2 separate regions of the Homo sapiens genome follow, and region 1 is linked to region 2. The links are chromatin loops, found by intact Hi-C in ENCODE. Cell type or tissue: CD14-positive monocyte. All regions are shown on one strand. Links, peaks and the distances in the headings refer to the core of each region. The heading gives the core; the rest is flanking DNA.

The links. A loop is a pair of places that touch in the nucleus more often than their neighbours do. Peaks named below come from ENCODE experiments on the same cell type or tissue, not always from the same donor. Only the 100,000 strongest peaks of a DNase experiment are listed, where the experiment ranks them.
Region 1: it touches region 2 in a loop (2.1-fold over the local background); 2 of 110 quality-filtered maps call a loop at or near these places.

The regions. Positions count from the first base shown.
Region 1 is chr21:14,736,397-14,753,311 of GRCh38, forward strand. LOC124905054 (a long non-coding RNA gene) reads right to left here and starts at 8,093. Exons shown (of 2, transcript XR_007067926.1): 1 at 8,058-8,093; 2 at 6,766-6,977. In CD14-positive monocyte, for the core only: no CTCF peak of the experiment used is centred there; no DNase peak of the experiment used is centred there.
Region 2 is chr21:14,416,540-14,433,454 of GRCh38, forward strand. No RefSeq gene overlaps it. Among named protein-coding and RNA genes, the nearest start is that of HSPA13, 42 kb to the left of the region's middle. In CD14-positive monocyte, for the core only: no CTCF peak of the experiment used is centred there; no DNase peak of the experiment used is centred there.

The DNA of each region.
Region 1 (16,915 bases), core at 5,021-13,020, 320 kb after region 2:
TCAACTGCAAAGAATTCTAAGAAATGTATTCATCCTGAGTGCACTGAAAAAGACAACAGGTTTCTCAGCAGCTAGCCTATTACTTCTATCATCCTTCTTACTTATATAATTAATTGCCAGTTACAACTGTTCCTCGTAAACCATGATAATTGATTTGACTTATCTTTTTTAAATTCTTTTAATTTATCTCTATTAATTTATAGCCAATGGAAAGTTGCCCAACTTTCTGACTTTGTCACTCTGAAGACCCAGTATGGAAGGTTCTTAACAGCAAAAGCTGTATCACATTCAGAAGAGGACAACCACATGGAAATAAATGAGCAGTGAAGCTGACAGGGGTATCAATGTGTCTTTCAATGCTTCGTGCATCATCAGCTATTTATTTCAATATTTTGTATGTCATCAGCACTTTGTCTGACAGCTCCATTTGTTCACTTTTCATACTTCTTTTGGGTGAACAGCATGTATAAGAGCTCCATTTTGGAACAGCACATTAATCTTCCCTAGTTAAGGGATGACTTGTTCTCACACTTATCATTGCACCTCTCTTGTGATATGACATCACCCCCTCATTTGCTGAGATAAATGCCAAACAAAAACATCACACCGGCATCTGAATTTCTACATTGTCTATTTGATTTGTATCACAACTTTGAAATATAAGGAAAGGAGGACACTAGTCATTAATGAAGCTACTTTTTTTTCTTGGCGCTTTTATATTTTCTACAAGATTTGTACTTAATATTGAGAAACTCTGACAGTCCTAAGCCAATTCTGTGGCTTGCCCAGTAGGTTAAATCAAGTTGTGCCAGAAAACCCAGACATATACCCATCTTCCACACAATGGAGTGGCAACCAGCCTCCCTTGTCCTTCGGCATCCATGGCAAGTTTGTCCTCTAGAGCACTGAGTTATATGACCCATGAGCCAATGGCTGCATTTACAACAAAGACCCGTGAAAGTTGTAATTCATTTACAAATAACTCATGAGTTCAGTCCTATCCAGAAGGTGATGCTGAAATACTGCACAATAACAATGTTTGTTTGCCTAAAAAGGACATTCAGCAGCAATGGTTCACTACAGGTTAGGCACCATATTTCAATTCCTAATCAAATTCTATTTGGACCTTTCATTTCCTGAAATGACCCTGAAAATGTTATCTCTACTCTAGCTGTCACCCTTCCTGCTTGTGATCTCAGTTTGAAATCTAAGTATTAGAAACCGTAGAAGACTGTGGCTGGATTTGGCATTATTCCAGTTCACTATGAAGACACATTTAAACTGAAAAACTTACATAAACTAAGTGAGATGAACTGGTCTCCATAACAGGAGAAGGTAATACGATGATGGCTTATAATTTGGAATAAAAATCATGTAGTGTCTTTAATATCTTTCACCCACAAGACATTATGTGTATAAAGACTTAGAAAATTAGAAAATAATGGGAAAACACCCAAATGTCCAAGAGCAAGATAATAAATAAATAAATTATGCTATGCTCAAATAATGAAATAATATGCAACAGAGAAAAGCAATAAACTACAGGCATGACTGACAATGTGCAGGATTCCCATGAACAAAAATGTTAGAAGAAAATGTCAAATGAACACAGAACAATATGGTATAAGATTTTGTATACAAACTTTTAAAACGTACAAAAGGATATTATATACAGCTAAGAGTACCTGCAATTATTGTACTAAAAACACAGTGGAAGATAAATACCGGTGGCTCCCTCTAGAGGCAAGGAAGAAATGAGACGTGATCAGAGAGGAATGCTTAACGGCACTTCAAATGTGCAGGGCGTGTTTTATTTGCTAAGCTGGTGTTCACTTTATTTTTCTTTATACTCTCCTTGTATGTGTAAATATTTGCAAAATAAAATGTAATAAAACCATGTAGGTGGCGATCCCTGCCCTTAGAAATTAAAAAAATCTTATTATGGAGAAAAGATATTTGCACATTTTTTCAACTTTATATATATTTTATTGTTGCAATAATATAGACTACAAGAAATTAGCTTATTAAATAAAATCTACCTTCATTCATATATATATAATACTTTGAGTTCTGGAGCACGTGTGCATAACGTGCAGGTTTGTTACATAGGTATATATGTGCCATGGTGGTTTGTTGCACCCATCAACCCTTCATCTACATTAGGTATTTCTCCTAATGCTGTCCCTTCCCTAGCCCCCACCCCCCAACAGGCCCCAGTGTGTGATGTTCCCCTCCCTGTGTCCATGTGTTCTTATTTTTCCACTCCTACTTATGCGTGAGGACATGCAGTGTTTGGTTTTCTGTTCTTGTGTTAGTTTGCTGAGAATGATGGTTTCCAGTTTCATCCATGTCCATGCAAAGGACATGAACTCATCCTTTTTTATGGCTGCATAGTATTCTATTGTGTATATGTGCCACATTTTCTTTATCCAGTCTATCATGGATGGGCATTTGGGTTGATTCCAAGTCTTTGCTATTGTGAATAGTGCTGCAATAAACATACGTGGACACTTGCACATTTTTTAAAAGGTAGACGACAACACAAGATGACAAATGTGTAAATTCCAAATGAATCTTACAGATAACCTGATAATATTCCTGGAGTCTTCAGGGAAATTTTATTTGTGGAAATAAAATGTCTTATTATCAAAAAAGCAGATGGAAACAGGGAGAGGACTAAGAAGAATATGATCCATGTCCATACAATTATAATGTATATCTTCTTACTGGAATGTTATCTCCATGAAGGCAGGATCATCTGTTGTGTTTAGTGCAAATCTTGAGTCCCTGGTATATCCTAGGTAAAACCTACGTACAATAACTTTCATGGAGGGAAGACTGGTATTCTCTAATACCAGTATTCTTGAGATAGAAAACTCATAGACATTCTGACAGTTTAGTAATATACAGTGTTTTACACAGCAGTTCTCAACCTCATAGAACTCCTTTTTCCAGAGAAAACATATGGTAGATATTTTAGGTTTAACATTTGTGGCTGACAGATCTGTATTGCATGAGAAAGAGAATGTAAGGGTGTATCTGATAAAGCAACTAGTTTGATCTCTTAACCTGAACCATGATGCTCCTGTAGCAAATAAAAATTAAAGTGGAACAATAACAACTAAATCTAGGACACTTCAACCATTGATGTCAAAAATACTGAATTGAGAATTAGTACACATAAAATAAAATTTACTCTGTTGTTTGCACTTGATCTAGAGGTTGTATGGAAAAAAATAAAAACAGAAACAGAAAATAGTGATGGATTTTAAATAGTTCTTTGTGTCCTAAAAAGCCAACCAAACAACAACAACAAAAAACATAGATCTCAGAGGCCTTTGCAGGCTGTACATTTCAAGACCAGATAAAAGGTGAGAGGTCTCAAGTGACAGACCAAGATGGGTCACAGGATGCCTGAGAAACCACATGATTAGGTGCAGTCAGACGAACAACTGTAGAGTCAGTGAAAAATCAATCTGGTAGTGACAGAAGCCTATGAGTGAAATGTCTTTTCCATATTTTTTAGCTATCACTCTGTCAATACACGCACTTGAAACTGGATGCACTTGAGAATTAAAAGATGTTAGATCTATAAAGCATTAGAACAGTGTCTACTAGGTACTACTCAATAAATACTGTCTACTTTGCTGAAGTAATAAGTATATTAATAACAAAATTTTTAAATATTGAATTAAATTTTTTTATTGTATATACAGAAGCTCCTTCAATGCTATCTTTTATTTTCACCATGGCTTCACATTAGCCTATCACAAAATTCTACTCCTTACCTACGATCTCAGTGAGAGGTTCTTGCATTAGGATGTACTAAGAACACCAAAGAATCTAAAGAACTCACGGTTATGGCAATTTCTACAATGAAGATAAACAGGGATTATGCAGTTTGGTTGACATTCAGGTCTCCAGTATGTGCTCTTTGGCCTTTCGTGGTCACACTATGTGCTGCTCTGCTTCTATTTATATCATCTTCATCAAATAACAGGCCTAGTAGGAGAATTGTAGGCAGGGGGTGAAGGAAAAAACAAAATGTATGAAACCTTCAACCAAACACAGTGACTTTATGTTACCAGTACTGGTGGGAGATTTGTTATAGGACTAAAAAAGATGCAGAAGAATTCATATAAGAATCAGGAGATCCAAGGCCTACTCTAATTTGCCACTAACTATCTGGGTCACCATGGGACTAATTCCTTAACGTCTGTGAGTACAATACTATACTCAAATTAGAAAATCTTCCAGATCCCTCCCATTCCATATTTATGATTCGTTGATGTTGCACCTTCCCAGATAACCAAGAATCACCTATAAATAGGAAGGGGCAGGCATTTCTCTTTTCTCATCACATTCTCTTTTCCAATAGGTGTTACTACCCTCTAATTTTTTTTTTTAATAAAATCCTCTAGCAAAGGCAATGATTCCTCTATTACTCATCATGAACAAGAGTGCCAGATATGTTTCCTGACTGATAGAAATATCTGAATAAACACGTGGTGCAGTGTCAAAAGCCCTGGACATGGAAGACCTGCAGCTAACCTCTGATTTACTACTTACTAGCAGTTTTACTTTAGAAGTGATATAGAAATTATAATATTGGTGGCTATTGTCTTGGAGATTTTGTCTTTGATTTCACTCACTTTAGAGAAGAGCAAACACCCTCAGTGAGACAGGATAGATACTGCCGGAGACATGATGGGAACCTAGTGATTTTTCCCCCAAGACTTTGAAAACAATTTTTTGGTTTCAAAGACTGAAAAAAAAAATGTATTAACTATAACAAAAAATTCTTCAAGTAAAGCCCCATGTGCAACTTTAATATATTATCAGATCGAAATGATATCATTGTGGTGAAGAGAAGCAAGAGCCTTAGGGACTTTCACCTGACTTCTCCCACCTCCCTTCCCAGCCCCACAAGGCAATAAAAACTCTGACTCCTAGGACTCTTCCAAAGCTCCTCCTTGAAGTGGCCATTTGCATCACCTGAGAGCATGAAAGCCTTGAAAAATCTCAGGCCCCATTCCAGGTTCAGTGAATCAGACTCTACCATGTGACAAGATCCCCAGGTGGTATGTGTACACAGTGAACTTGAGAAGCACTGATCTAGAATACAATTTTAAAACTACCAAATTACCCCATGCTGTTCTTCCTAATTAAAATCTCTGGCTTAGCTTTCCCAATGCCTACTTCGCAGTGTTGTTAAAACCATGAGTGTGAACTCATTTTGTAAAGTACACATTCTATAAACAAAAGGTACTCTTATTAGTTCCAAGTTCCTGGAAGTTTCCGCTACCTCTCTGCTTGTGTTCTAGCTTAAAATCTTGAAATTTCCATTAAAATAATTCTATATGATAAAGCTATCCCCATGTCTTAGCAGATATTCACTAGGAAATCAATCCTTGTTTGATTTGCTTATAGAATTTCTGTGTAACAAATAATTCCATATCAGTTGTTTCTCTGATCTCTGCTTATCTAAGTCACTTTCTATGATTGAAGTATTTAATTGTGTGTTATTTGCACTGTGTACTGGGTGAGCTGTATTTGATAAGTCAAGTGCTTTACCCAGTAATCACACTTAAATCCCCTTCCCAATTAGTATACCCCACCTTAAATATTTCAAATAATGAAGTAAAGTCCATTTTAAAAAATTAATACGGCTAAACAACATATGAACTAATAGGTTATTAATAAATGATGGACACTCAAATATATTGAATGAATGAATTAAAAATTTGAAGAAATAAATTTCAAGAAGGTTCAGCAAATTCCTCACCAACTATTGTATTTAATCCTTTGTTTTTACCTGAAAATTCATTTCAGCGAGGCTACTCTGTAATGCTAGTTTTTTTCCAACTTATAATGTGATATGTAAAAACTTATTTTGGCAAGTTTCCAAAAAGCTCAAAACTATGCAGCTAACCTAAGTTCATGATGAAAAGATTTGACTCATTGTGCTTTTTGTGTGTACGCTCACTGGTTAATTAATTTAAGAAGAAGTCTCACTTATATAACTGAGATGTTAAATGGCTGGATGATCTCATGATTCCCATTTCAGTACATTGACTTTTTTTAAAAAAACTTAATTATAAGAGTTGTCATTAGATTACTTAGAAACAAGAGTATTAGAGTGTGGATTGATTCCTCTCTCTGTTTTCTTTCTATAAAAACTCTACAGATATATGCATCTCCTGGAAGGAAAAGAAATAAAATTAACCCCATATCTATGTTTAATTGTCTTAATGTGAAATATATGATATTTTCAATCACCAGTATATTGTATATTCAATCATGTCATTTTACAGCTGGATCTTAGAGATTACTATTACATATCTCACACTCATGCCCTATTTTCTCTCCAAACTGGTTGCATTTCCTTCCCTATTTCTGTATATTTTATTTTATTTTTTGCTTTCTTGCTCTCTTTTACAGTACTTTGGAATTTTGAAAGCCAACATTAAGGTAGCATTAAGGTTATGAATTTAAAATGCTGGAGGTGAGCATAGGCAAAGAGTAAGTTTCTTCAAGTAACACTATATATGATTAAAAACAAACTACATGCTTTCAAAAATGCATGCCATAAGGAAGAAATGAGGGGTGGGATGCTCACTGTTATATTGTATGAAAAGAACACATTAAAAAGAGTCATATAATTTGTTTTCTAGGGTATAGACCATGAAAAAGGTATACTTAAACTCTTAAATGCAGTATATTATTCTTCCCCATTAAATACTTTAGAAAAATTTAATCCAAATATCCAAAAAAATTTTAGTTTATTAAGATTGTAAGTGGCTAATAGCTTCAGATTCAGAGGGAACAAGGGGGTAGAGGGACAGCCCTTCATAGGCAGCTACCATTTAAGTGTTCCATTGTCATCCTTAGTGTCAGGAGAGCTAGGACTTTTAGGTTACAGAGGATTTTCCAAGTAAATAATACTGAGTAACTCTGCCAATTGAAGTCTACACGATCTGAAAGAGAAAATAACACAGAAGTCCCCCTTTAGGTTTAGTTTTAAATACAATATTCACTGAGATAATAAGAAACTACTAGTGTTCCAGAACTGTAGAGCCTAGAGCAGCTTGATGCTGTCTCACAATAAACTGACAGAGTTCATTTGGAGGAATTCAAAATTCGCTCAGAAAAATTTCTGAATCTACTAATTTTTTTTCAAAGACTATAACTTGTGATTCTAGCATAAAAGATAAAAGACAAAAATATCAAAAGTAACTATAGCTACAACAATTTGTTAATGGATTTATAAAATTAAAAGATATAAGTTGTGACATAAATAGCATAAAATATGGTGGGGGTGCAGAGTGAGAGTGTAGACATTTTGTATGCAATTGAAGTTAAGCTGTTATTAGCTTAAAATAGACTGTTATAACCCTAAAATGTTACACATAAACTCCATGGTAACCACCAAGAAAAAACTTCTAGAAGATACCAAAAAGATAAAAAGAAAGGAATCAAAGCATAACACTATAAAAATTCAACAAATCACAAAGGAAGACAAATCACAAAGGAAGACAAATCACAAAGGAAGACAAATCACAAAGGAAGACAGCAAGATTGGTAGAAGAGAACAAAGGAAATAGTAATAAAATGGCAACAGTAAGTTCTTGCATGTCAATAATTATCTTAAGTGTAAATGGATTAAATTCGCAATCAAAAGACACGGTAATTAGATGGAGTAAAATTTTGTATAAGTCTATTTTCACACTACCTGGCCAGGCACAGTGGCTCACGCCTGTAATCCCAGCACTTTGGAAGGCCAAGGCGGGCGGATCATGAGGTCAGGAGATCAAGACCATCCTGGCTAACATGGTGAAACCCTGTCTCTACTAATATAAAAAAATTAGCCAGGTGTGGTGGCATGCACCTGTAGTCCCAGCTACTCAGGAGGCTGAGGCAGGAGAATCGCTTGAATCCTGTAGGCAGAGGTTTCATTGAGCCAAGATCACACCACTGCACTCCAGCCTGGGCAACAGAGTGAGACTCCATCTCAAAAAAACAAAACAAAACAAAACAAAACAAAACAAAAAATCTACCTGAGACTGGGTATTTTATAAAGGAAAGAGCAGTTCTGCAGGCTGTACAGGAAGCATGGCTGGAAAACCTTAGGAAACTTACAATCATGGCAGAAGGCAAAGGGAAAGCAAGCACATCTACCATGGCAGAGCAGGACAGAGAGAGAGAAGAGAGCTAAGGGGGAAGTGCTACACACTTTTAAACAAACAGATCTTGTGAGAACTACCTCACTGTCATGAGATCAACAGGGTGAAATTCTGCCCCCGTGATCCAATCACCTCCCACTAGGTTCTTCCCCCAACACTGGAGATTTCAATTCAACATGAGGTTTGAGTGGAGATACAGAAACAAACCATATTATTCCACTCGTGGCCCCTCCCAAATATCATGTCCTTCTTACATTTCAAAACCAATCATGCCTTCCCAACAGTCCCCCAGAGTCTTAACTCATCCCAGCATTAACTCAAAAGTACAAGTCCAAAGTCTCGTCTGAGACAAGCAAGCCAAGTCCCTTCTACCTATGAGCCTGTGAAGTGAAAAACAAGTTACTTCTAAGATAAAATGGGAGCACAGGCTTTGGGTAAATATTCCTGCTCTAAATGGGAGAAATTGGCCAAAACAAAGAGGGGCTACAAGCCCCACACAAGTCTGAAACCCAGCAGAGCAGTCATTAAATCTTAAAGCTCCCAAATAACCTCCTTTGCCTCCATGTCTCTCATCTAGGCCATATTGAAGCAAGGGGTGAGCTCCGAAGGCCTTGGGCAGCTCTGCCCCTGTGGCTCTGCAGTGTCTAGCCCCTGCGGCTGCTTTCTCAAGCTGGCATTGAGTGCCTATGGCTTTTCCAGGTTTGTGGTGCAAGCTGTCATTGGATCTACCATTCTGGGGTCTGGAGGACAGTGGCCTTCTTCCCACAGCTCCACTAGGCTGTGCCCCAGTGAGGACTCAGTGGTGGCTCCAACCCCACATTTCCACTTTGCACTGCCCTAGTAGAGGTTCTCCATGAGGGCTCTGCCCCTGCAGCAAACTTCTGAATAGACATCCAGGAATTTCTATACATCTTCTAAAATCCAGGTGGAAGCTCCCAAACCTCACCTCTTGCTTTCTGTATACCCACAGGTCCAACAACACATGAAGTAATGACTCAAGCTGTACCTTCACCCCTTTTAGCCACGGCTAGAGCTGGAGCAGCTGAGATACAGGGTACCATGTCTGGAGGCTGCATAGACCAGCAGGGCCCTGTGCCTGGCCCATGAAACCTTTTTTCCCTCCTAAGGCTCCAGGCCTGTGATGGGAGGGGCTGCCACAAAGGTCTCTGAAATATCTTGAAGACATTTTCCCCACTGTCTTGGCTATTCATATTTTGTTCCTCTTTACTTATGCAACTTCTGTAGCAGGCTTGAATTTCCCTCCAGAAAATTGATTTTTCTTTTCTACCACTTGGTAAGGCTGCAGATTTTCCAAACTTTTATGCTCCTCTTCCCTTTTAAATACAAATTCTCTTTGCTTATGCAAATGGCCATAGGATTTTAGAAGCAGCCAGATAACCTCTTGAGTGCTTTGCTGCTTAGAAATTTCCTCTGCTAGATAACCCAAATCATCTCTCTCAAGTTCAAAGTTCCATAGATCTCTAGGGCAGTGGCAAAATGCTGCCAGTCTCTTTGCTAAAGCATAGCAAGGATGACCTTTGTTCCAGTTCCCAATAAGTTCCTCATCTCCATCTGAGACCACTTTAAGCTGGATTTCATTGTCCATATTACAATATGTGTTTTGGTCAAAACTACTCAACAAATCTCTAGGAAGTTCTGCACTTTCCCTCACCCTCCTGTCATTTTCTGATCCCTCCAAATTGTTCCAACCTCTGCCCATTATCCAGTTCCAAAGTCACTTCCACATTTTCAAGTATCTTTATAGCAATGCCCAACTCCTCTAGTACTAAGTTTTTATGTTAGTTCATTTTCACACTGCTATAAAGAACTATGTGAGACTGAGTAATTTATAAAGAAAAGAGGTTTAATTGACTCACAGCTCGATAGGCTGTACAGGAAGCATGGCTGGGAGGCCTCAAGAAACTTACAATCAGGGTGGAAGGTGAAGGGGAAGCAAACATGTCTTACCATGTCAGAGCAGGAGACAGAGAGACAGTGGGCAAACAGGGAAGTGCTACACACTTTTAAACAACCAGATCTCCTGAGAACTCACTCACTATAGTGAGAACAGCAAGGGGAAAATCCACCCCCCGATCCAATTACCTTCCACTGGGTCCATCCTCCAACAATGGGGATTACAATTTAACATGAGATTTGGGTGAGGACACATAGCCAAACCATATCATCTTTTAAGGATTTATTTTTAGAAGATCATAGGGTATAAACATTCTTATGACAGAGGGCATGACATAAGAATTTAGAAAACAGAGAATTTAGAAAATAGTCCAGAATTGCTGTCCAGAAAATATTAACTATTGAAAAGGAAATAAGCATTTGAAATAGAAATATAAAGTTAAGCATAAAAGTATTAACATCTAATTATTATAAACTTTCTGTAATTGAAGTTGAACTGTTAGGACAATTTTTAAAGGCAGTATAGTGGTTAAGCATTGCCTTTGAAGCCATCCTTTATGGGTTTAATTCCATTCTGCTATTTGCTTGTTGGGTATTGTATAATTTTCTATGGTTTTCATAAGCGAATACCACAGATTTGGTGGCATAAACAACAGAATTTTATTTTCCTAACTCTGAAGGCTGGAAGTCCATGATCATGGTGCAGGGTTAGGTTCTAATGAGGCCTCTCCTCTTAGTTTGCAGATGGCCATCTTCTTGCTGTGCCCTCACATGGTCTTCTTTTCTGTGCGTGTGCATGCCTGGTGTGTCTTCCTCTTCTTAGAAGGTCATTGGTCCTATTGGATTATAGCCCCACACTTGTGACCTCATTTAACTTATTAACCTCCTTAAAAACTCTGTCTCCAAATATAGTCACATTAGGGGTTAGTGATTCAACACATGAATATTGGGAGGACACAATTCAATCCATAACACGTATACTTGGCCAAGTTACTCGATGTCTGCATATCTGAGTTATCTCATTTGTAAAATCAAGGTAATAATACTTTATTGGCTATGATGGGATTAAATGTGCTTTTATGCATAAAGCATTCAAGAACAGTGCCTAGCACATGGTAAGTGTTCAATAGATAAGTAGTGTCACATTTAAAAATTGAAAGTTTACATGGACATTGTATGCATTAATCATAATACACTATAAAAATAGCTTCCATAACAGGATTTCTAAATTGGATACAATAACAATTCTTATAATTATTAGGAGTAATTAGTATTAACAGAGAAGAAATAGAAACATTAAGCAAGTAATCCAAAATCATATAATGAATTGACAGCATGATTAAGTGCAAATGTTTCAAGAAAAGTTATATCCTTTTAATTCCTTTTAAATTAAAATAACTGTCATAAAGAAGACTAGTCATCTTCTATAGTAAATATTTTTGAATTTTAGTAGGTAGAAACATGGGCTTAAAAATTTTTTAAATCACTTGGAAGATTTCACTTATTTCAGCTTTTTTAAACTGCTCCATCCACATAGAAAATAAACCTCCTAATACAACTAGCTCCAAAATGTTTAGTAGGATGTTTAAGAATAAGAAAAATGGGCCAGACGCAGCGGTTCATGCTTGCTATCCCAGCACTTTAGGAGACCAAGGCAGGTGGATCACCTGAGGTCAGGAGTTCAAGACCAGCCTGACCAACATGGTAAAACCCCGTCCCTACTAAAAATGGAAAATTAGCTGGGTGTGGTGGCATATGCCTGTAATTCCAGCTACTCGGGAGGCTGAGGCAGAAGAATCACTTGAACCCGGGAGACGGAGGTTGCAGTGAGCCGAGATCGTGCCATTGCACTTCAGCCTGGGCAACAAGAGTGAAACACCTTCTAAAAAAAGAAAAGAATAAGAAAAATAAGTGCCAAGATACTAACAGCATCCATATTACCTCCTTATTGAAATAAACTTACTGGAAAATGAAGCAACCCACAAGTAATACCTGAGTTGTATTTTGTGAGGAGTAGTAGGCAAGGTAACATTGAAAATGCAAAGGAAGGTATGATATATAAACAGGTAATTAAGATAATATAGATATTCACATAATATCTTTGAGTATAGCTGAAGGACACCTAACTCAGCATGGCAGAGAGAGATTGGGCAAGAATTCCAGCATCATAGTGGTCATCTTGGAATAAATGGAGAAATGGCATTGAGCTGAAGATGACTACAAGATAGCTGCCAATAGGGGCAGTGGAAAGGGATAGCTTAGGCAGCAGAGGTGTAGAAGACAGGCTTAAATGTGACAAAACTAGAGGCAGAGAGAGTAGTAAAAACAGCTATGATGATCCAGCCAGAATTAGCTAGTGGGGATAAAAGAAAAAGAGCAGAAAAAGTGGAGAAACACTTAAGCATTAAAAGTATTAGAACTATGGATGGGTAGATATGGAACTGTGGGAGAGGAAAAGGATTAGACAGCAATTCAGGAAGAGGAGCCATTTAGAGGGAAGATGACACATTCAGATTTCAAACTATTAGGATCAACGTGATGGTAAGTGGTTGACGGAAGTTTGAATATATAAATCTAGAGCATGGGGATTAAGGCTGGGCTGTATAGCAGTTGAAACAAGAGACTGGACAAGATCACCCATAGAGTATTAAAAATGACAAGCGGGTAGGGAGAAGAAAGGGATAAAGTGAGGTATAAAAATATAGTCAGATAGAAGAAATAATCCCTCGTATTAAGTAAATCAGTAATTATAGTAAACAGTAACCTATTGTACATTTCAAAAGAGGTAGTGATGAATAATTACAATGTTTCCAGCATAAAGAAAATATGAATGTTTAAGGTGATGGATATCCAAATAACCCTGATTTGATTATTACACATTATGTGAATGTATCGAAATGTCACATGTACCACAAACACATTTAAATTTATCGTGTATCAATAAAAAATATTTTGACCAATGACTTAGAGACAGAAGCCTGGAAAACATCAATATTAAAGGAAAAAACACATAGAAGAAAACCATGAAGGATCCAGAGGAGAGATGAGAACCAGCAAAAAACTGAGTTACAGAAGATAAATGTGCAGAGATTCTAACATAGGGGAGGCTTTGATAAAAGCCCATTGAATATGCCAAAAAGAAATTAATTTGTGACCTTAGAGATGTCAGTGTCTGTATGGTGAGGGAACTAGGAAGATGAACAGATTGTAGTGAATTCCTCTGAGTAGGAGATGAATGTCTAGAAATACCTTAGAGTATTTCTCAGCTTATACAGGCAAGAAATAGTGTCTCACCTAAGGTAATATCTCTGTAGTGAAACAAACATAGACAGAAGTGTTCAAAGTAAATGATGTGCAGAGACTAGATGGAGAAGTCTGGCCCAGATCGGAGACTACAGTTCAAGCTGGGATTATCAGCCTAATGAAATGCTTTACTTAGGAGAAAACAGAATTTCAAATGGAGAACTAACCAATGACAAAAGAAAATGCATCATTATTTCAAACAGAAAACGAAGGACCCACAAGCAGAATTAGCAGTAATGTTGACTTTTGATGTCATGTCCTGCAAGTTACTCATAAAGGATTCCTTAAATACCCTAGACTAAGGGCAGGACAAGTTTCAGAGAATGAACTGGGCTTGAATGTGTCAGTAAAGATCAAGTTGCTCCAACAAAAGGAAAGGAGGGTGGGCACAGGGAGCTCAGGAAGCATAGGAATAGATTGACAGGGGAAAACATGATTATACAAGTTTAATCTGCATAGATATGCAAGATGGACTTCACAGCTAAACTACTAGGACACATGAAAGAGTCAGGGAAGTAAATTATCCAATGGAATAAGAAATGGACAAAGGAAGAAAGAATAGCATGTCACAAGTCAAATACATGAGAGTTTCCATGCCTGGCACATAAGAATGTGGTAAAGTTTTTTTGAATGAAGAAATGAATGAGTAAACAAATTAATGAAAAAAATAATAAATGCAAAGACTGGTCACAGTTTTATTGTTTCACTTTATCTAAATTAAGACAGAAACACAGTATCCATCCTTCATCTAAAATTTCCATTTTTAAATTATGCATGGATTATCCCCCTCACCCCCAAATTTCTCTAGACAAGAGTTGACTTTATAAAAGAAAATTAAAAGTTACTTAAGTTTTATTTATTTGGAAAATTGAAAAGAATTAGTGGAAGCCATTGATGAAAATCACTTACAAACATAAAGAATTAGTTTTCCTTTACTATTGTCCTACTTTTCAGTTTCCTCTCAGTAGGAAAGTTATTAATCTGTTGTGTTTTATTGTAGGATCATAATTGTACATTTAATTATACATACAACCTGCACTAAGCATACCCTCACTAAATGGCATACCTTAATAAAGACGATAGAACATGCCTCTATAACCTAGCAAGGTCAATCTGTGAGAAGAATAAATAAAAACGTAATTTAGTAACTGCTAGAATAATCTGAGAAGGTAGAAATGAAGATCATGTCTGGAGGACAAAATGATTTTTAAAAAATAGAAAATGATGAGGTCACAAGGTAAATGATGAAAAAGGCTGGATTTGGAGTCAGAAGACAGTTCTTGTTCTGTGATTTACCTTGTAGTCTAGGACAAACCATTTAATGTGTCTTGCTTTGTTTTCCTCATCCACTATGCAGAAGCCATAGTGATCTTTTTAAAACATAAATCAAATCACATCGCTTCCCTGCCTAAAATCCTCCAATAGTTTCTTCTTACAATTGGAATAAAATCTAACCCCATCCTCGTGACCTTCAGCATTGTGAACATGAACGGAACCCTGCCTACCTCTTTAAACTCCTTTCTTTTCCTTTTTCCTTTTATTCACTGTTCCTAGATTGTTCTTAAACCCTGTGAAGCTCACATTTGCTGTTTGTCTGCCTGAAATACTGAGTTCTAGGTCCTCTTGTTGTTGAATATTTCTTGTTGTTTAGGTGTCAGCTCAGATGCTACCTGCTCAGAGATGCCTTACTTTACTTTCTATAGAAAAATAGCTACCTTACTCTCATTTACCAATCTCTTTCAAATAACTATAACTTATTTTCGTTTAACTAAGTATAGAAAATAATATATATTATTTATTATTTATGTCTATATATTGTGTGTGTCCTCCTATCAAACATCTCCTTGCCTATCTTGTTCATCACTGAAATCTTTGACTCTGGCTAACAATTTGCTTCACAAGAATTTGTAGATGAAAGGAGAAAAAAGGAAAAAAAAGGAGAGGAGAGAACAGGAAAGGAGAGAAGAGGAGAAGAAAGGAAAGGAATGAAAGGGGAAGGAAAAAAGAGGAAGAAAGGGAGGGAGAAAACAAATAAATAAAATACTTAGGCAATAAAATGAGAAAAAATATGAGAAACTATACTGGGAAAAAACTATCAAGGCATTGTTTTAATATCACTTCATGCTTGAATATATTTAAATACCACAAACTTGTTATGATTTAAAGGAACTCAAAAGACTATTGTTTTCGTTCTCTTGATATTTCAGTGAAGCCTGCAAAATGTATATGTGGGGAAGTGCGAGTAGATGTGTGATTTAATTTTTGTGCTTTATTTGGGTGAAACTGGAGTATGAAGAAACATAAGAGACACCCTCAGAGCACAATCAAGATGTCAGCATTCACAAACCCATGTGCTCCCCCTCTAAATTATACTCCTCCAGATGGCTTGGTTAATTTTGAAGTGGATAAAGCTAACAGTGCCAGATCACACCCAAGCAGTATAAAACTGTATAAGAACACAATAAAACAGTAATAAACAATAGACTATTTTAGTGGCATATGGCAGATACTGAGTCAGGCCAGCCTCAAATGTAATCTTTGGATTCTGTTTAAAAATCAGTGTCTGAATTATAGCATTAGCATTCAAAGCACTCCTGTAAGCAGTAAGCAACTATTCTAAAGAAGAGAAAGGAAGGGTCAGATAAAGGAGAAAAGGAAAACACAATGGTCACTGGAGAAGAAAGATAAACAAGAAATAATAAGCAGTGCTTGCATGACAATCTACAAGGGGAAATATAGAATTCATGAAAGCATTCAACAGGAAGAGATGGCAACAAGTAGACCAATATGAAGGAAATGGGTATGGGAACTCCCAGCAAGAAGGGGAGCAAAGGAGAAAGAGGAAAATACACACAAACAAAATAACAATTCCTCCCTTCTCTGAATATCTGGACATAAAATTTATTGTCTTCCATTAAAATGACAAAAATTGTATGTTGCATCATCAAAGTTGGAAATATATTGTTAAAACCTTAACTCTGCAATCCCTAAGTAAAAATTCCCTCTTCTGAACATGTCTTCACCCCTACACTAAACCCAACCATCTTCTCCTGGGAGAGGGATGTTTCAGAACAATGAGAGATCTGTTCAAATTGCTGAAATTAAAGCTTCCAAGTGAAGAGCCCAAGATATAGCCCCCTTTTATCTACTTATATCCTATTTATAGTACGCATTTCAATGTAAACAAGACTTCCTCCATACCAAGTAGAGATTGTACACCTAGACACTAAATAAAAAAGTATTTTTTCCAGAAAAATACTTTTCAAGTGAGAATTTTGTTAATGGATAGTTTCTTGATAACATGAGTGATCTGAATAAAGTTAGTTATCCACATAATTAACTATATATGGCTGAATAGGAAGTCCCAGCCTTCATTCCCACACAGAAACATGAATTGCTCACAAATGTACACACTAAACATTTTTATATGAATTCCAGACTTCAATTAAGATGTTGCAGTATTCCAAGTGTGCACAAAGTACAGAATAGTCAAATTGAATTGAGTTAAGAAGAGC
Region 2 (16,915 bases), core at 4,556-12,555:
CTGCCATAAGCCTGGGTCCCCACTGTGCCCTACCTTTTCAGCAGCCTTGCTGCCACAGTGCCCTGTCTCTCCAGGGTGTGGGTTGCTGAGGCACCTTGCCTTCCTAGAGACTGGAGTTGCCACTGCACTGAGACCTACACCCAGGAGCTTGAGTTGCTTTACCACCTGCCTCCCAGGAATTAGAGTCACGCTGTGCTGTCCCATGACTTAAGACCTGAGCTGCTGTGGCATTCTACCTTTCCAGGGACCAGAGTTGCCTCTATGCTGTGCTCAACCTCCTAGAACCTGAGGTTCTCTTGCATCCCACCATCCCAGGGACTGGTGCCATTACTGTGCTGTGCACTGTTCCCAGGGCCTGAGCTTCTTTGGTATCCCATCTTCCCAGGGACTGGAGTTACTGCTGTGCTGTGTCCTGACTGCCTGGAGTCTGAGTCACCATTGTGCCCCACCCTCTGTGGCTGAGCTCCTACAGGGTCGTGTCCATCCTGGGGTCATGTTGCTGCTGTACCATGCCCCTCAGAGCCAGAGTTCCCACTGTGTCCTGACATACCAGGGGGCTTAGCACAACTGAGCTCCATCCTTCGTAGCCCTTTCTGTGGCAATACTCTGCCTTCACAGAGACTGGAGTCACCACCGTGCTGCACTTGGCTCTCAGGGCCTGAGCTACAGCTGTACCCCACAATTCCATGGGCCTTACTGCCACTGTGCCCTGGCCTTTGGGGCAGAGCTGCTGTGGAGCCATACCAACCCTGAAGCCTAAGTCACTGTTATGTCCACAAGTCCCTAGGGTCTCACTGCTGCTCTAAGGCCTGGGCCAACACAGTAATGTGTCTCCCCAGGTGCCCAAGTGCTACTATGCTGCTCCCTGCCCCTTGGGCCAGAATCACGGTTGTGCCCTGACATCCATGGAACTAGAGTTGCTGCTGTGCCCCACCCTCCAGGACCTGAGTGGCCAGAGGACCCCTTTACCCCTAGGCTGTGCTGCTTCTGTGCCTGTCTCTCAGGGTTCAAGCCACCATTATATCATATATCCCCAGGCCCAAGCCACTGAAATAAGCTCCAAAGTCCTAGACCCTGGCAACATGGGTGATAAGTGCATGCCAATGCCTTGGTACATCAATTTGCTCTCCAGGACCCAGGTGCCATGGCAGTTCACAAGTGCCTGAGCCCAGGAAGCCAGCTCTGCAGTGGCTCTGAGCACCTGTATCCTGGAACCTAGTGCCACTGTGGCTGCCTGCAGTCCACATTAGACTTGACACCAAAAGGGATCCTCTTGGCTTGGTTTCCCCCCAGTAGGGAAAAGGAGGGCGAGAGGACTCCAAGAGTCTTTGCTACTGAGGACCCTAACAGTCCACTTTGCCAATGCCACTGCCACAAACACCTGAAACTTTAGCTGTTGATGCTTCTGCAGTCTTCATTAATGCTGACCTCAGCTGATGGAGCCACACAGAGACTACACTGCTACATTTTTTTAGAACCAGAGCTATCCAATCAGTGCCATTGCACCCACCTGCAGGTGAAAGTCTTTACCCACTAAAACCAGTCTTTAAAGTCTGGAAGAGATGACTGCTCCATCAAATGCATAGACATCAGCACAAAATCACAAGAAACAAGAAAATGCAAGGAAACAACAGCACTAAAGGAACAAAATAACTTTAAAGTAACTGACCTCAAAGAAACAGAGATTTTAAAATTGTCTGGAAAGGAATTTAAAATAATTTTCTTTTAAAATAGAAATTATAAAAAGAACCAAACAGAAATTCTAGAGCTGAAGAATACAATGAATGGAATGAAAAATACAAGAGTGAAAAGCAGACTTAATCAAGCAAAAGAAAGAATCTGTAATCTTGAAGACATGTCATTTGAAATTACAGGTCTAGTATCCCTAATCTGAAAATCCTAAATTTGAAATGCTTCAAAATCTGCAACTTTTTCAGTGCCAATATGATGCTGAAGAGAAACACTCATTGGAGCATTTAGGATTTAGCATTTTTGGGTTAAGAAAGCTGAACCAGTAAGTATAATGCAAATAATCCAAAATCCAAGAAATACTTGTTAACTTGGTGTTCTTGCAAGGATGAACCCCATGCAAGTGTCTCACCCTTTCAATTGTCTTGAGAATTCAAAACACTCTGTTCCTAAGAATTTCAGATAAGGGATACTCAACCTGTATCTAGTTAGAGAAGAAAAAAGAAAAAAGTGAAGAAATTCAATGAGATTTATGGGACACCACTATGCAAACTGATGTATGCATTATGGAAATCTCAGAGGGAGAAGAGAGAGAGAGGGCAACAAAGTTTATTTAAAGAACAATGGCTGAAAACTTTCTAATTTTGGGAGAGATATGGACATCCCAAACTGTGAAACTCAAAAGTCCCCAAATGGGTTCAACACAAAGAGTCCTTTAGCATAAGACACATTATATTATATTGTCAAGAGTTAATAAGACACGTTATATTAAATTGTCAAGAGTTAATAAGACACGTTATATTAAATTGTCAAGAGTTGGACAGAATTTGAAAACAGCAATAGAAAAGTGACATGGCACATACAGAGGAATGACTATTAGAGTATAAGCAGATTTTTCAGCAGAAACCTTATAGCCTGGAGACAATGGGATGATATATTCAAAGTGCTAAAAGGAAAATATCATCCACCAAAAAGACTACCTCTAACAAAGATGTCCTTCAAAAATAAAGTAGAAATAAAAGCTTTTCCAAACATGCAATAAGTGAGACAGTTCAATACCACTAGACCCATCTCATAAGTAATGCTAACAGAATTCTTCAAGCAGAAATTATAGGACACTAACAACTAACATGAAGATATATGATGTATAAAATTCCTTGGTAGGAGCAAGATGACAGAAAAGAAAGCTCCACCAATTGACCGCACACACCCTTGCAAGAACAGCAAGTTAATAAGTGTCTTTAGAGAAAAAAACACCTTTCTAAGAACCAGCGATCAGATGAGCACTCACAGTACCTGGTTTTCACATCATATAGCAGAAAGAGGCACTGAAGAGATAGAAAAAGCTGTCCTAAACCACTGATGTCACCCTTATGTAACCCCCGGCAGTGGCAAAGTGATGCAGACAGCATCTCTGGGTGATGGGGGAAGAACACAGCAATTGTGAGCCATTGAACTCAGTGCTGTACTATTAGAGAAGAAAGGAAATCCGAACCAAACTTAGTCGATGTTAGCCCACAGAGGGAGCATTTAAACTAGCCTGAGCCAGAAGAGAATCACTGACCCCAGCATTCTGAACTTGAGTGCCTGAAAACCTCACCACTGAGAGCTACAGCACTCAGTGTAGCTGAGTAACTCCAGGTAAACTTGAAAGGCAGTCTAGTCCATAAGGACTGCAACTCTTGGGCGAGTCCTAATGCTGAACTAGGCCCAGAGGCAGTGAACTGAGTGGGCATAGAACATACTGAGACACCAGCTGGGGCAGCTAAGGGAGTGCTGGCGTCCCCCCACCCATAATCCAGGCTGCACAGCTCAAGGTTCGAAGAGAGACCCCTTCCTTCCAGTTGAGGAGAAGAGAAGGAAGAGTGGGGAGGACTTTGTCTTGCATCTGGGATAGCAGCTCAGCCACAACATGATAAGGCACCAGCCAGAGTTGTTAGGCCCCTGTTCCAGGAACTAGCTCCCAAATGACATTTCTAGGCACACCCTGGGCCACAAGAGGACCAGACACATTGAAGGAAAGGACTCAGTCGTGGCAATAGTTATCACCTGCTAACTGAAGAGCCCTTGGACCCTGAATAATCAGCAGAAAGTCCCAGGTACTATATTGAGGTCTCAGGTGAACCTCTGAGACTTGCTGGCTTCAGGTAAGACTCAGGATATTACCAGCTATTGTTTTGTGAGAAACTCCTTCTGCTTGCAAAAAGCAGAGGGAAAAGTAAAGGGACTCTGTCTTTCATTTTAGGTACCAGCACAGCCACAGGGGGGTAGAGCACAAAGCAGGCTCTAAGGGTCTCCTATTCCAGGACTTGCCTCTTGGATGGCATTTCTAGACCTGCCCTGGACCAGAGGGGAGCCCACTTCCCCGAAGAGAGTCCAGGCAGCATTTACAACAAGCTGACTTAAGAGACCTTGGGCCTTATGGGAACATTGGCAGTAGTCTGGCAGTACTCCCTGTGACTTGGGGTGGTAGTGCCTACAGAGTGAAACTCCTCTGCCTTTGGAAAGGGGAGGAGATAGTGGGAAGGACTGCATCTTGTGGTTTGAGTGCCAGATCAGCTGCAATGTGATAGAAGACCAGGTTGACTTCAAAGGTTTTGACTCTAGTTCCTGACCCCCAAATGGCATTTCTGAATCCACCTGGGGCCTCAGAGATCTCACCACACTGAAGGGAAGAACACAGGCCTGGCTGGAATGGCCGTCTACTCATTGTAGGGGCCAAGGGCCTTGAGTCAGTACAAGAAGTAGCTGGGGAGTGGTTACAGATCTTGGGCAAGACCCTGTGCTGCGCTGGCTTCAGGTCTGACCCAGCACAGTCATAGTAGTGATAGCCACAGGGGTGCCAGTGTCACTCCCCCTCTAGCTTTTGGTAGCTCAGAACACAAAGAGAGACTCTGTATGTTTGGGAGAAAGTAACAAAAGAGAACAAGAATCTCTGACTGGTAATCCAGGGAGTTCTCCTGGATTCAGTCGAAAATAACCAAGGAGGTGCTTCTACAAGTCTGCAAGAACCACAGTGCTACTGTGCTTGGGGAGTCCCCTAAAGAAGATTGAGCTTAGATCACAAAACTCAAGTCCTTTCAAATATCTGGAAAGGCTCCCCAAGAGGAACAGCTACAAATAACCCCAGACAGTGAAGGCTGCAATAAATACTTAACCTCCTTAATGCCCAGACACTGAAAAACATCTACTAGCATCAGCACCATCCAGGAAAACCTTATCTCACCAAGTAAACTAAATAAGGCACCAGGGACCAATCCTGGAGAAACAGAGACGTGACCTTTCAGAGAATTCAAAATAGATGTGTTGAGGAAACTCAGATAAATTCAGGATAACACAGAGAAGGAATTCAGAATTCTATTCAGTAAATTAACTAAGAGATTAAAATGATTAAAAAGAATCAAGCAGAAATTCTGGAGCTCAAAAATGCATTTGACATACTGAAGAATGCATCAAAGTCCTTTAATAGCAGAATTGATCAAGCAGAAGAATTAGTGACCTTCAAGACAGGCTATTGAAAATGCATGGTCAGAGAAGACAAAAGAAGAAAGAATAAAAAACAGGGAAGCACACCTATGGGATCTAGAATATAGCCTCTGAAGGGCAAATCTAAGAATTATTCGCCTTCAGGAGAAGGTAGAGAAAGCGATAGGAGTAAAAAGTTTATTCAAAGCGAAAATAACAGAGAACTTTTCAAACCTAGAGAAAGATATCAACATGCAAGTACAAGAAGGTTATAGAACACTAAGCAGATTTAACCCAAAGAAGACTATCTTAAGGTATTTAATAATCAGACTCCCAAAGGTCAAGGATAAACAAAGAATTCTAAAAGCAGCAAGAGAAAAGAAACAAGTAACATACAATCAGAAAAGAAACATATAACTTAAGATTACGTTTATGTCATTTGTTTCCTTTCTCTTGCTGCTTTTAGCTCTAATATGTCTGGCAGCAGACATTTCAGTGGAAGCCTTACAGGCCGGGAGAGAGTGGCATGACACATTTATCATGCTCAAGGAAAATAACTTTTACCCTAAAATAGTATATCTGGTGAAAATATCCTTGAAACATGTAGGAGAAATAAAGACTTTTCCAGACAAACAAAAGCCGAGAGATTTCATCAATATCAGACCTGTCCTATAAGAAATGTTAAAGTGAGTACTTCAATCAGAAAGAAAATGACATTAATGAGTAATAAATAATCACCTGAATGTACGAAACTTACTGGTAACAGTAAGTACACAGAAAAACACAGAACATTATAACACAGTAACTGTGGTGTGTAAACTACTTTTATCCTAAGGAGGAAGATTAAATGATGAACCAATAAAAATAATAACTATAGCAATTTTTCAAGACATAGTCAGTACAATAAGATATAAATAGAAACAACAAAAAGTCACAAAACAGGAGGATGAAGTTAAGACATAGAGTTATTCATTTTCTTTTTGCTTGTTTATACAAATAGCATTGTTGTTATCAGGTTAAAGTAATGGGTTATAAGATAGCATTTCCAAGCCTCTTGGTAACCTCAAACCAAAAAACATACAATGGATACACAAAAAATAAAAAGCAAGAAGCTACATTATATCACCAGAGAGAAAGTTATTTTCACTAGTGCAAAACAGGAAGGAAAGAAAAAAGGAAGAGAAGATCATAAAACAACCAGGAAACAGACAACAAAATGGCAAGAGTAATTCCTTACTTATCAATAATAACATTGAGTGTAAGTAAATATACTAAACTCTTCAATAAAAAGATATAGCATGGCTGAATGGATAAAAAACAAGACCCTTTGGTCTGTTTCCTACAACAAACACACTTCACCTATAAAGAAACATATAGACCGAAAATAACGGGATAGGAGAAGATCTTCCATGCCATTGAAACCAAAAAACAACAGGAGTGACTATACTTATATAAGACAAAATAGATTTCAAGACAAAAACTATAAGAAGAGACAAAGAAGGTCACGATTTAATGATGAAGGGATCTATTCAGCAAGAAGATATAACAATTTTAAATATATATGCATCCAACATGGGAGCACCCAGATATATACAGGAAATATTATTAGAGCTAAAGAGAGAGATAATTCCTGATACAATAATAGTTGGAGACTACAACACCTCACTTTCAGCATTGGACAGATCTTCCAGATGGAAAATCAACAAAGAAACATTAGACTTAATCTGCACTATAGATCAAATGGATCTAATAAATATTTAAGGAACATTTTATTTAAGAGCTGACAAATAAACATTTTTTCCTCAGCAAATAGATCATTCTCAAGGATAGACCCTATGTTAGGTCACAAAACAAATCCTAAAACATTTAAAAATTGAAATAATATTAAGCATCTTCTGTGACAACAATGGAATAAAAATAGAAACTAATAACAAGAGTAATTTGGGAAACTATACAAGTACATGGAAATTAAACCATATGCTCCTAATGACCAATGGGCCAATGAATAAATTAATAAAGAAATTGAAAAGTTTCTTGGAACAAATGATAATGGGAACAAAACATACCAAAACCTATGGGATGCAGCAAAATAAGTACTAAGAGGGAAGTTTATAGCTATAAGTGCCTACATCAAAAAAGAGGAAAAACTTCAAATAAACAATCTAATGTTTCATCTTAAAGAACTAGAAAAGAAAGAGCAAAACAAACCCAAAATTAGTAGCAGAAAAGATGAGAACAGAAATAAATGAAATTGAAATAAAAAAATACAAAAGATCAATGAAACAAAAAGTTGGTTTTTTAAAAAGTTAAACAAAATTGACAAACTTTCAGCCAGACTGAGAAAAAAGAGAGAAGATCCTAAGAAAAAGGACAGAAGATCCAAATAAATAAATAAAGTCAGAAATGAAAAAAAGAGACATTACAACGGATATGGCAGAAATTCAAAGGATCATTAGTGGCTACTATGAGCAACTCTGTGCCAATAAATTGGAAACTCTAGAAGAAATGGAGAAATTTGTAGATACATACAACCTACCAAGATTGAACTTGTGAGAAATTCAAATCCTGAACAGACCAATAACAAGTAACAAGACCGAAGCTGGAATAAAAAGTCTCCCATTAAAAAAAAAAAAGCCCTGGACCTGACAGCTTTACCTCTGAATTCTACCAGACATTTAAAGAAGAATTAATACCAATCCCACTCAAACTCTTCTCAAAGATAGAGGATGAGGAAATAATTCCAAACTCATCCTATGAGGCCAGTATTATAATATATTAAAACCAGACAAAAGACACATCAGTAAAAGAAAACTACAGGCCAATATCACTCATGAATATTGATGCAAAAATCAACAAAATAGTAGGAAATTGAATGCAACAATACATTAGAAAGATCTTTCATCATGACCAAGTGAGATTTATCCCTGGGATGCAAGGATAGTTCATCATACATAAATCAATCAATGTGATACATTATATCAGCAGAATGAAGAATAAAAACCATAGGATCATTTCAATTGATGCTGAAAAAGAATTTAATAAAATTCAGCATCCCTTCATGATAAAAATTCTCAAAAAAACTGGGAACAGAAGAAACATACTTCAACAACATTAAAGCCGTATATGACAGACCCAAGATAGTATCATACTGAATAGGGAAAAACTGAAAACCTTTCCTCTATGATCTGGTACACAACAAGAATTCCTACCATCGCCACTGTTATTCAGCATAACACTGGAAGTCCTAGCTAGAGCAATCAGACAGGAGAAGGCTATAAAGAACATCCACATTGCAAAGGAAGAAGTCAAATTATCCTTGTTTATAGATGATAGGATCTTATATTTGGAAAAACGTAAATTCTCCACAGGAAAACTACTGGAACTGATAAAAGGAATTTAGCAAAGTTTCAAGATACAAAATATACAAACCAAAATCTGTACTTTTTGTTTTGTTTTTGAGACAGGGTCTTACTCTGTTGCCCAGGCTGGAGTACAGTAGCCATTTTGGCTTACTGCAGCCTTGATTTCCCAGGCTAAAGTGACCCTCACACCACCTTAGCCTCCCAGGCAGCTGAGACTACAGGTGTGCACCACCATACCCAGCTTTTATATATATATGTATTTTTATTTTATTTTATTTTATTTTATTTTATTTTATTTTATTTTATTTATTTTTCTTTGTAGAGATGAGATTCCACCATGTTGCCCAGGCTGGTCTCAAACTCCTGAGGTCAAGTGATTCACCTGCTGTGGCCTCCCAAAGTGCTAAGATTACAGGTGTGTGCCATCATGCCTGGCCAAAATCTGTACCATTTCTACATGCCAACAGTGAACATTATGAAAGAGAACTAAAGCAATGCAGTCCCATTTACAATAGCCACATGTAAAGTGAAATAGATAGGAATTAACCAAAGGAATAAAACATTTCTATAATGAAAAGTATAAAATACTGATAAAATAAATGTAAGAGGACACTGAAAGGTGGAAAAATAGTCCATGTTCATGGATTGGAAGAATCAGTATTGTTGACATGTTCATACTACCTGAAACAATCTACAGATTTAATGCAATATCTATAAAAATATCAATGACATTCTTCACAGAAATAGAAAAAACAGTCCTAAAATTTATACGGAACAACAAATACCCAGAAAATCCAAAGCTATCCTGAGCAAAAAGAACAAAACTGGGACAATTTTGTTACCTGACTTCAAATTATACTACAGAGCTATAGTAACCAAAACAGCATGGTGCTGACATAAAAACAAACAGATAAGCACATAGACCAATGGAACAGAATAGAGAACCCAGAAGCAAATTTACACACCTAGAGTAAGTCACTCTTGACAAAGGTGCCAAGAACATACACTGGGAAAAGACAGTATCTTCAATAAATTGTCCTAGGAAAACTGGATATCTGTATGCAGAAGAATAAAACTAGACCCCTATCTAACACCATTAAAAAATACAATCAAAATGGATTAAAGACTTAAATCTAAGACCTCAAACTATGAAACTACTACAGGAAAAATTTGGAGAAAATCTCCATGACATTGGTCTGGGCAAAGATTTCTTGAGTTGTGGTCCATAAGCACAGGGAACCAAGGCAAAAATGGAGAAATAGGAAAACATTAAGTTAAAAAGCTTCTGAACAGTAAAGGATATAGTCAACAAAGTGAAGATACAACCCACAGAATGGGAGAAAATATTTGCAAATTCCCAATCTGACAAGGAATTAACAACCAGAAAATATATGAAGCACAAACAACTCTATAGGAAAAAAAAATTTAATAATGAAAATTAAGCAAAAGATTTGAATAGGCATTTCCAAAAGAAGACATACAAATGGCAAACAGGCATATGAAAAAACGCTTAAGGTTATTGATTATCACAGAAATGCAAATCAAAACTACAATGAGATATCATCTCACCCCAGTTAAAATGACTGTTATTCAAAAGACAGGCAATAACAAATGTTGACGAGGATGTGGAGTAAATGGAACCCTTGTACACCATTGTTGGGGTTGTAAATGAGTATAATCACTATGGAGAGCAGTTTGGAGGTTTCTCAGAAAACTGAAAATTGAGTTACCACCTGATGCAGCAATCCCACTGCTGGGTATATGCCCAAAAGAAAGGAAATCAGTGTATTGAAGAGATATCTACACTCCTGTGTTTTTTGCAGTACTGTCTACAAAGGCTATGATTTGGAAGCAACCTCAGTGTCTATCAACAGATGAATGAATAAAAACAATGAAGTAATATTCAGCCATAAAAATAGAATGATATCCAGTCATTTGCAACGACTTCAATGGAACTGGAGACCATTATGTTAAGTGAAATCAGTTAGGCACAGAAAGAGAAACATTGCATGTTCTGACTTATCTGTGGTATGTAAAAATCAAAACAGTTAAACTCATGGACATAGAGAGTAGTAGAAGGATGGGTTACCAGAAGCTGGGAAGGGTAGTGGGGGGTTGGAGGAGAGGTGGGGATGGTTAATGGGTACAAAAAAATAGTGAGAAAGAATGAATAAGACCTACAATTTGATAGCACAAAAGGGTGACTATAGTCAATAAGACCTTAATTGTACATTTTAAAATAACTTAAAGAGTATATTTGGATTGTTTGTAACTCAAAAGATAAATGCTTGAGAAGATGAATGCCCCATTTGCCATGATGTGTTTATTTCACATTGCATGCCTGTATCAAAACATCTCATATAACCCATAAATATATACACCTACTGTGTACCCACAAAAATTTTTTAAAAATCACTGGTACCGGTAAATAAATCATCAAATAAAGAACACTGTAATACTGTAATGATGGAGTGTAGATCAATTTTATCTCCAATATAAGATTAGAAGATGAAACTACTAGAAATGACCATAGCTGCAATAATTTGGTAAGGGATACATAACATAAAAAATGTAAATTTTAACATAATAAATATAAAGTATGAAAGGAGATTAAAAGTATAGAGTTTATGTGATTGAACTTATTACCAGCATAAAATAGACTGTTATAACTATAAAATGTTTTATGCAAGCCTCATGGTAACCACAAAAAAAAAACAACTAAAGTAGATATACAAATGATTAAGGAAAAGGATTACAAAAATAGCAACACATGAAATCATCAAATCACAAAGAAATATAGCAGGAGAGGAAGAAACAAAGTATATACAAAGCAACAAGACACAATTAACAAGTGACAGCAGTAAGTTCTTACCAACTGATAATTACCTTATATGTAAATTGATTGAATTATCCAACAAAACACAGAATGACCAAATGGTTTAAATAAAAACACACCCAACTGTACGCTTCCTACAAGAGATTTACTTTAATCTTAAAGACATACGTAGGCTCAATGTTAAGGTATGGAAAAATATATTTCATGAAAAATGATAACCAAAAGGTGGCTATAATTACATTAGACAAAATAGACTTTAAGTTAAAAACTGTCACAAGAGACAAAGAAGAACATTATATGATAATAAAGGTGTCAATTCATCAAGAGGATATAACAATTGTAAATAAATATGCCCCCATAAGTGGAGCACCTGAATATATAAAGCAAATCTTAACAGATCTGAAGGAAGAAATAGACAGCAATGCAATGACAGTAGGGGACTTCAATATCTTACTATCAACAATGGATAGATCACCCAGACAGAAAATCAATAAGGGAATATTGGACTTGACATACAGTTTAGAAAAATTGGACATAATAGAGGTATACCACACCTTCCACCCGATATTAGCAGAATGCACATTCTTCTCAAGCACACATGAAACATTCTCCAGGATAGACATGTTAGCCACAAAACAAATGTTAGCAAATTTGTTTTTTAAAGAAGAAATTTAAGAAGATTGAAGTCATGTCAAGTGTCTTTTCTGACCATATTGGTATGTAACTGAAATCAGTAACAAGAGGAAAACCAGAAAATTCACTGTATCAGTCCCTTTTCACACTGCTATAAAGATACTACCTGAGACTGTGTAATTTATAAATAAAGAGGGTTTAACTGACTTACAGTTCCACATGGCTGGGGAGGCCTCAGGAAACTTACAACAATAGCAGAAGGGAAAGCAGGCATGTCTTACATGGTGGCAGGCAAGAGCAAAAGAGCACAGAGAAAACTGCCACTTATAAAACCATCAGATCTAGTGAGAACTTACTGTCATGAGAACAACCTGGAGGAAACCACCCCCATGATCAAATCATCTTCCATCACTTCCCTCCCCTGACATGTGGGAATTATAATTCAGATTATAATTCCAGATAAGATTTGGGTGGGGACACAGCCAGACCATATCATTCACAAATATGTGGGGATTAAACAGCATGCTTCTGAACAACCAATGGTTCAAAGATGAAATAGAAAGGAAAATTTGTAGAACTTATGAGACAAAAAAAGATGAAAACACAACATACCAAAAACCTAGGAGATGCAGCAAAAGCAGTTCTGAGAGGGAAGTTTATAACAGTAATTGTCTACATTAAGAAGTAGGAACATCTAGGCCAGGCGTGGTGGCTCACGCCTATAATCCTAACACTTTGGGAGGCCGAGGTGGGCGGATCACGAGGTGAGATCAAGACCATCCTGACCAACATGGTGAAACCCTTTCTCTACCAAAAATACAAAACAAAAACTTAGCCAGGCGTGGTGGCACGCGTCTGTAGTCCCAGCTACTCAGGAGGCTGAGGCAGGAGAATCGCTTGAACCTGGGAGGCGGAAGTTGCAGTGAGCGAACATAGCGCCACTGCACTGCAGCCTGGGCGACAGAGCAAGAATCCATCTCAAAAGAAAAAAGGAAAGAAAAGTAAGATTTGGAAAAACCTAATGTTATACCTCAAGGAACTAGAAGAAGAAGAACAAACTAAACTTAAAGTAAGCATGAAAAAGAAAATAATAGCTATCAGAGCAAAATAAACCAAAAGAATATAGAAATAGAAAAATCAATAAAACTAAGAGTTGATTTATTGAACAAATAAAATATATACATACCGTTCTGGACTAAGCCAAAAAAAAAAAAAAGGGAGAAGACTAAATAAATAGAATCAGAAATGAATGTGAAGACATTATAATAGATGCCTTAGAAATAAGGATAATTAGAGACAAATATGAGCAATTAATTATATGCCATTAAATTGGATAATCTGCAGAAAAAAATAAATTTGTATAAACATACAACCCACCAAAACTGAATCAGGAAAATAATGAGAGCCTAAACAGAGTAATAGCAAATAAAGAGATTGATGTGGTAATTAAAAACCTTCCAACAAAGAAAATTCCTGAATCAGATGGCGTAATGGCTGAATTCTAGCAAACATTGAAAAAATTAATATCAGTTCTTCTCAAACTCTTTCAAAAAATATATAACTTGAGGGAATACTTTCAAACTCATTTTATGAGGCCAGCATTATCCTTATATTAAAGTCAGACAAAAGCGCTACAAGAAAAAAAAAGCTTACAAGTCAATATCTCTGATGACCACAGTTGCAAAAATCCTCAGTAAAATCGTAGCAAACCAAATTCAACAACATATTGAAAAGATTATACATTATGACCAAGTGGGATTTATCCCTGGTATCTAAGATTGGTTTAACATATTCAAATCAATCAATGCGATATCTCACATTAACAGAATGGAAGACAAAACTCATAAGATTATTTTAGTAGATGCAGAAAAAGCATTCGACAAAGTTCGACATCCTTTCTTGATAAAAACTCTCAACAAATACTACCAAGAGCAATCGGACAAGAAAAAGAAATGGAAGATATCCAGATTGGAAAAGAAGTAAAATTATTCTATCTGCAGATGACATGATCCTATATGTTGAAAAACCTAAAGGACACACACACACACACACACAGACACTTAAAACAGATGAATTCAGTAAATTTACAGGATACAAAATTGACATTCAAAAATGAGTTACATTTCTTTATACCAGTAATGATCTATCAGAAAAACAAATAAAAAAGATAAAGATAATCCCTTTTACTATAGAATCAAAAAGAATAAAATACTTAGAAATAAGTTTAATCAAAAAGATGGAAAATCTGTACACTGAAAGCTATTAAACACTAATGAAAGAAATTAAAGACACAAATACATGGAAAGCTATCTCATGTTCATGGGCTGAAAGAATTAATTCTGTTAAAATGTCCACATTACCCAAAGAACTATAGTTATCCTCAATATCCATGGGGGATTGGTTCCAGGACACCCCGTGTGGATAACAAAATCTCTGGATTCTCAAGTCCCTTTTATAAAATGTAGTAGTATTTCACATAACCTACACACCTTTTTTAATATTTTAACTCATTTCTAGATTCCTTATAATATCTAATACAATGTAAATGACATGAAAATAGTATAGTTGTTATACTGTATTTTTAAAATGTCTTATTTTTTAATGTATTTTCTTCTGAATATTTTTTGATCTGTGGTTGGTTGAATCTTCAAGTATAGAACCCATAGATACAGTGGGCTGACTATATACAGATTCAATGCAATGCGTATCAAAATTCCAATGGCATTCTTCACCTAAATAGAAAAATTTGTATGGAACCACCAAAGACCCCAAATAGCCAAAGCAATGTTGAGAAAGAAAAACAAAGTTGGAAGCACTAGATTTTCTGACCTGAAATTCTATTAATAAGCTATAATAAAAAGAGTATGCTACTTGTATAAAAGCCCATACACAGGCCAATGGAGTAGAATAGAGAACCCAGAAATAAACCCAAGCATATATGGTCAACAAATTTTTAACAAGGGCACCAAGAAGATACAATGAGGAAAGAACAATATTTTCCACAAATGGTGCTGGGACAACTGGATATTCACGTGTAAAAGACTGAAATTGGACACTTATTTTAAACCATACAAAAAAAAAACACACTCAAAATGGATTAAAGACTTAAACATAAGACTGTAAACTGCAAAACTCCAAGAAAAACACATAAGGAAAAAGCTTCTTGACATCTGTCTTGTCAATAAGTTTTTAGATATCACAGCAAAAGCTCAGGCAACAAAAACAAAAATAAACCAGTGGGATTAAGCAAAAACAGACAAATGGGACTACATCAAACTAAAAATATTCTGCACAGCAAAGGAAATAATCAACAAAATGAAAAAGCCTATAGATTGGGGAAAATATTTGCAAACTGTATATCTGATGAAGGGTTAATATGCAAAATCTGTAAGGAGTTCACACAACTCAATAGCAAAAAACAAGTAATCTAATTAAAATTTGGTAAAGTACCCCAATAGGCATTTCTCCAAAGAAGATGTAAAAATGTCCACCAGGCATATGAAAAGGTGCTCAACATAACTAATCATCGGGGAAATGTAAATCAAAATCACAATGAGATACTGTGTCACACCTGTTACAATGGTTATATCAAGAAGACAAGAGAAGTGTTGACAAGGGTGTGGAGGAAAAGGGAGCTTTTTTATACTGTTGGTGGGAAGGCAAATTGGAACAGCCATTATAGAAGACAGAGTGGAGTTTCCTCAAAAAATTAGAAGTAGAACTACCCTATGACCCAGCAATTCCTCTTTTGGGTATACATCTAAAAAAATTAAAACAATATGTTGAAGGGATACCTGCATCTCCATGTTTGTTGCAGCTTTATTCACAATAGATAAAATATAGAAACAATCCAACTGTCTGTCCATAGATGAATAGATAAAGAAAATATATAGGCATATATGTATGTGTGTGTATTTCATACATATATAAAATACACATATATATGAATATTATTCAATCTTAAAGAAGGAGATTCAGCCAATTGTAACAGCATGGATGAAGTTGGAGAATATTATGCTAAGTGAAACAAGCCAGACATAGAAAGAAAAATAGTACATGGTTTCACTTACATCTAGAATTTAAAAAGAGTTGAATACATAGAAACAGAATTGAATAGTGGTTATCAGAGGCTGAAGGATGGGGAAAAAATGAGGAGATGTCAGTCAAAGGGTTTCAGTGTTGCAGTATCTCAGAATGTAACTGTATTTGGCTACAGGCCTTTGAATAGATGATTAAGTTAAATAAGGCTGTTAGGGTGGTCCCTAATTCAATCTGACCAGTGCCCTTGTAATAAGAGGGAATTTGGACACATAAAGAGACACCAGGAATGCACAAGCACAGAGTAAAGTCCATGTAATGGCACAGTGAAAAGGTGACCATCTCAAGCCAAGGAGAGAGGACTCTTTTGGCCTCAGAAGAAACCAAACTTGCTAATCTCTTAATCTTGGACTTCTAGTCTTTAGGGTGATGAGAAACTATATCTCTGTTGTTTAATCCACCAGTCTGTGGTATTTTGTTATGGCAGCCATAGCAAACTATTAGTTAGACAAGAACACTGCTAATGTCTTTTCTAGACCTAAAATTCTACTGTTGTTTTTAAAAGATTGCTGCTGTTTTCTTGAGAGTCAAAAGTAAATGCAGATAATTCCCATTATCCTGGTGTGGTCTTAAGGAAATTTTTAGTGTTCTCATTATCTTTCTTCCTTTATTTCTAGATACTTACTATAAGTTTTCTAGTAGCAAGATTGGAATCCCATCAGTTGACAGTGTATGAGCCTAATATTATACATTGTAAATCATTCTCACTAGCATTTTGTGTATACTTATTAATATATTTGTTATTTCAATTCAGAATCATTGCTTAAGTTTTCTGATCTTTATAGTTTCTCTGATTATCCTCTGATTGATAAAGTCTTTATGATTAAACTCT